Regions from separate parts of the Homo sapiens genome. Here region 1 is linked to region 2. A link is an interaction called in ENCODE POLR2A ChIA-PET data of the cell type or tissue named here. Cell type or tissue: Panc1. All regions are shown on one strand.

Region 1 (2,500 bases), 320 kb after region 2:
AATATTAAGATTTGGTTTTAGGTTTTTTGACCATTTGTGAGTACACATCCAGCATTTAAGAATTTATTGACATGGTGTCTGAAAGGAATGCTTTCAGAAAGGGCAGAAAACTTGGTAGCTTTAGATGATTGTTTATAATGCTTAATTATTTTTAGAAACATAAAAATATGGGATGTTTTTATGTAAACATAAAGCATCCTGTTATTTGTTATAGCACTAGAACTCTCTTACACTTACTGAGCAATATTAAACCATTTGACCCTAAGTAACTTTTTTTCTTGTGGGTACTGTCTAATAAGGGATATGTGAGTTTGTGATTCCTAGAAGATGCTTAAGCAAACATATGTTTGCTATTTATTTTAGTAAGCCTTTTAATTAGTTGAATTGATAATATTCAGGAAGATAGGGTTTTTGGGATTTTATAAGCTTTCTTTGAACTGGAATTTCTGTTGGATATAAAAGAAAATTAGTCATTTAAGATTTTTTTAAGTTAAATAAGTTTTAGAGCAAAATATTGTTTCCTACATGGAACTCTTACCAGGCTTGTCAGTCTGATAGCTTTATTCTCCAGAAAGTTGTGGTTTTTAGCCCTTTAGGCAGCCTAGCCTTTTATGGTTTAACCATTGAACTCTAGATTCTGGATTGAATTTAACCTCTTGAAGGAAAAGACGATCACAGGCACTAGAATTGGAAGTGATGTCAGAGGGCTTCTAATGTAGCATCTTACCCGGTACAGTAAATCCCTCCTGAGAATTTCCATGTCAGGTGTTCCCTCCCATTATTAAGGATGAGAATGCTATTGCATATGTCATCAGGTTATTCAGCAGTCCAAGCTTACTGAGAACAAACACAAGAGTTTTAATGAGTTTTAATTTTCACTATTCACTGCCTTTAACTGTATTTTGTAGGCTCTTTCCCACCCCCCTGTCCCCCACCCCCCATAACATCATGGGTAAATGATAGCTTTTCTGTCATTTACAGTTATCAAAAAGCTCTAGGCTGGGCTCAGTGGCTCATGCCTGTAATCCCAGCACTTCAGAAAGCCGAGGTGGGAGGATAGCTTGAGCCCAGGAGTTTGAGACCAGCCTGGGCAACATGACGAAACCTTGTCTCTACAGAAAATAGAAAAATCAGCCGGGCGTGGTGGCATGTGCCTGTAGTCCCAGCTAGTTGGGAGGCTGTTGTAGGAGGATCCCTTGAGCCTGGGAGGCAGAGGTTCCAGTGAACAGAGACTGTGCTGTGGCACTCCAGCCTGGGTGACAGGAGAGTGAGACCCTGTCTCCAAAAAAAAAAAAAAAACAGAAAAACAAAAACAAAAAATTGCAGTCTATTCCAGTTTGAACATTCAATCTCATATATATTCAATTTAAAGGTTTTTTTTCCCTTCCTTACCCTGTGGTCAGGCCACTTACTTACTGAAGCACTTGGGGTATGGACGGCTTGTGGTAAGCTCCTGGGATACTTCTTTCCTTTCCCTCTTAAGGGATCTATTTGGATACAAATGTGTCAAGAAGAGAAGTAGAAAAAGACAAGTGTTTGTTATCTGGTGCTATTAGAGTCCTCTCTTGATTAACAGTGGCAGGCCATTGCAGTCTACTAATAGGCAACCAAACTGGCATTTTTGGTGAGATCTTGCAGGGAGACTCCTGCTGCACAGTTTCTGGGTATGAAATTTTCTGTAGCTAAACCTTTTCCAACCTACACACCCATCTGCTTGCTCCCATCCTGTCAGTTTACCCACTGGTTACGTGAATGTGTGTGAGTCGGGGTGGAGATCTTTTCTCTCTGCAGCGAGATATTTTGATAATGGCAAAACAACTTCAATCCAGGTACGCTGTGGTTTCTATTCAACCCACTGGAAACTCACTTCCTTGTGATGTCGAATAGTGGCATACAGACTACTTAAGTCTGCCTTCTTTCTGTGCCCTGCCATTTCTCATCAATTCTCTTTGTCCCCCTTTTCAAGTAGACACATGGGGTCAGTCACTCAGTCTGCTGCATAAGCAGATGTGGAACTGGAGAATGGGATGCAAGTCTGTTCTAGGCTCCTCTGATCTTCATGAGTGATTTCTGTTAGAGGCCCCTGCCACTGTTTTGGTGAAGACCTCCTTCTTTTCCCTGCGTTCTCCCTGAAGACTTACAGTTCTTTCCCTCTCTTCTGTCAACTGCTCTTGCAGAGTGGAAGGATGGTGCTGATTAGGGTGCCAGAGCCATGCCTGACTCTACAGATATTTGATCCTCTATGTCTATATATCCTCAGCTTTGTGTTTGTCAGTGATTGTGGGGCAACAGGACTAGTCCCACTCGACATGTTTTAACAAATAATAGTGAAGTCTTGTGGGCCTGTTGAGGTCTCACTGTACAGAATTTAATTTTTCTTTGCTTTTTCTTATATCACTCAGGCTGTTTCTGTGTTTTGCCTTATTTTTTGGCTTCCTGGTTCCTGACTGATGAGGTGTTAACTGTAATTATGTTAATTTATGACTGATTTGTAAGATCT
Region 2 (2,500 bases):
GGCTTTTTTTTTTTTTTTTTTTTTTTTTGAGACGGAGTCTCGCTCTGTCACCCAGGCTGGAGTGCAGTGGCACCATCTCCGCTCACTGCAAGCTCCGCCTCCCTGGGTTCACTCCATTCTCTGCCTCAGCCTCCTGAGTAGCTGGGACTACAGGTGCCCGCCACCACGCCTGGCTAATTTTTTGTATTTTTTAGTAGAGACGGGGTTTTACTGTGTTAGCCAGGATGGTCTCAATCTCCTGACCTTGTGATCTGCCCGCCTCGGCCTCCCAAAGTGCTGGGATTACAGGCGTGAGCCACCACGCCTGGAGTTTCACTCTTGTTGCCCAGTCTGGAGTACAATGACGCCATCTTGGCTAACCACAACCTCCACCTCCCGGGTTCAAGTGATTCTGCCTCGGCCTCCGGAGTAGCTGGGATTACAGGCATGCGCCACCACGTCCGGCTAATTTTGAATTTTTTTTTTTTTTTTAGTAGAGACAGGGTTTCTCCATATTGGTCAGGCTGGTCTCGAACTCCCGACCTTAGGTGATCCACCTGCCTCGGCCTCCCAAAGTGCTGGGATTACAAGCATGAGCTACTGTGCCAGGCCCAGAGCTTCTTTACATCTGGGAGATAGGAGGTGTAGCATAATATTAAGCTCAACCTCTTGGCTTTTTCAGAAGACAAACTCCTAGTTAGAACAAAAACATCTTTGGTGTGGATAGCAGCAACTATGGGGAAGGGTTTAGAAAGATGGTTTGAAAAAATGAACTAAATGGGCTTTAAATGGAAGGCCAGGATGTTTCTTACTCCTCCGTTTCACTGTCATTTGTGGAATCGGTCTGCTGCAGGCTGGGCATTGGGCCTAGGGCTACACACATCACCTCACCCGGCAGCTCTGTGTGGATGGCTGTAGATGACCCAAGGGGGCCTTATGAGGAAATCAGGGCTCAGAGAGGTTAAGGAACTTGTTCTAGGTCACACAGACAGAATGTGGCAGGGCGGGGACTAGAACCGAGGCTGGTTTGATCCACCTGAAACCCAGACTCGTAACTGACTCTCACAGGTGTCTGAAGTGTTTGTGTTCTGGTCTCCATATTAGAAAGTGAACCTTGGTCAATCCTTAACATTTAGTTTTCCTATAAACAGGGTCAGTTCTTAGCAGAAAAAAGAAAAATCAGAAAGATCTAAGCTGTGTTTTGCACATCGGCCCGGGCCAGCTCTTACAGACAGAGCCCTGTATTTCCCAGGCGGCCTGCTCTGTTCCTTCCAAACTTGGGAGGACTCTAAGATCAATTCCCAGGCTCCTGCCCAGCCAGGGTGTGTCGGGCAGAGCGCAGAGCAGCCTCCGCCCCTCCTTGTCCTGCTTCTGACTCATTATTTATCTTTGGCAGGAAGTAAACACAGAAAGGAGAGTGGGAGGGAGAGGAGGAGTGAGCTCCTGACTTTTGACGCTGGCTGAAAAGGAAGATCATGTGCTGAATTAGGTGTGTGTCTGTTTTCTGCTCCTCTGGTTTCAACAGAGCATTTGAGGCTTTAAACAACAGGGGAAGAGGAGTATTTTTCCATTAGGAGATAATACCCATTTATTGTAGCAACTTGGAACATAGCGAAGAGTGCAGAGTGGAGAGGAAAAAATCACCAATGCTCCTACCATATGCAGACAATGGCTTTCAAAATATTAGTGTTTTCCTCACACTCTTCTTTTTTCTAGTTCTTTTCTTTATTGATTGTGAGATAGCTATATTTTGTTAGGTGGTATATTAAGTGTGCATATATATTATAAAAACATATTCAAATTATATATTATACATATATATTATATAATACACACACACACACACACACACACACCCTTAAAGAAATGTGTGTGTGTGGTCAGGCGTGGTGGCTCACTCTTGTAACCCCAGCACTTTGGGAGGCCGAGGCAGGTGGATCACTTGAGGTCAGGAGTTTGAGACCAGCCTGGCCAACATGGTGAAACCCCGTCTCTACTAAAAATACAAAAATTAGCCGGGCGCGGTGGTGTATGCCTGTGGTCCCAGCTACTTGGGAGGCTGAGGCAGAAGAATCGCTTGAACCCAGGAGGCAGAGGTTGGAGTGAGCCAAGATCATGCCACTGCACTCCAGCTTGGGTGACAGAGCGAGACTCTGTCTCAAACAACAACAAAAAGTGTGTGTGTGTGTATATAATTTTTATATATGTATATGCACTTTAAAAATAATTAATAGGCTATTTTCAGAACAGTTTTAGGTTACCGAAAAATCGTGTAGCTATTACAAAAGAGTTCCCATGCACACTTCCCTCCTCCATACAGTTTCCCCTATTATTAACACCTCACATTAATGTGGTATATTTGTTTCAACTAATGGGCCAATATTGATACATTATTATTAACTAAAGTCTATACAGTAAGTTCTCCCTCAGTGTCATTAATATGTTCTTAGAAACTGCAATTTTAAGTGAAATGATGTATAATGAGACCAGTCTTTTTGTCATCATTTTACTGAAACTACAT

What was found. Peaks named below come from ENCODE experiments on the same cell type or tissue, not always from the same donor. Only the 100,000 strongest peaks of a DNase experiment are listed, where the experiment ranks them.
Region 1: POLR2A ChIA-PET joins it to region 2 with 10 read pairs; 2 of 35 experiments call an interaction of 5 or more read pairs at or near these places.

Annotation. Positions count from the first base shown.
Region 1 is chr10:122,377,457-122,379,956 of GRCh38, forward strand. The region is part of intron 1 of PLEKHA1 (pleckstrin homology domain containing A1); the gene reads left to right. Among named protein-coding and RNA genes, the nearest start is that of PLEKHA1, 4.0 kb to the left of the region's middle. In Panc1, no CTCF peak of the experiment used is centred here; no DNase peak of the experiment used is centred here; H3K4me3 peaks cover 303 bases; H3K27ac peaks cover 774 bases.
Region 2 is chr10:122,062,023-122,064,522 of GRCh38, forward strand. All of the region lies in intron 3 of TACC2 (transforming acidic coiled-coil containing protein 2), which reads left to right. Among named protein-coding and RNA genes, the nearest start is that of TACC2, 74 kb to the left of the region's middle. RefSeq lists enhancers at 1,212-1,506, 1,232-1,526. In Panc1, no CTCF peak of the experiment used is centred here; a DNase peak (open chromatin) is centred at 1,379; H3K27ac peaks cover 2,298 bases.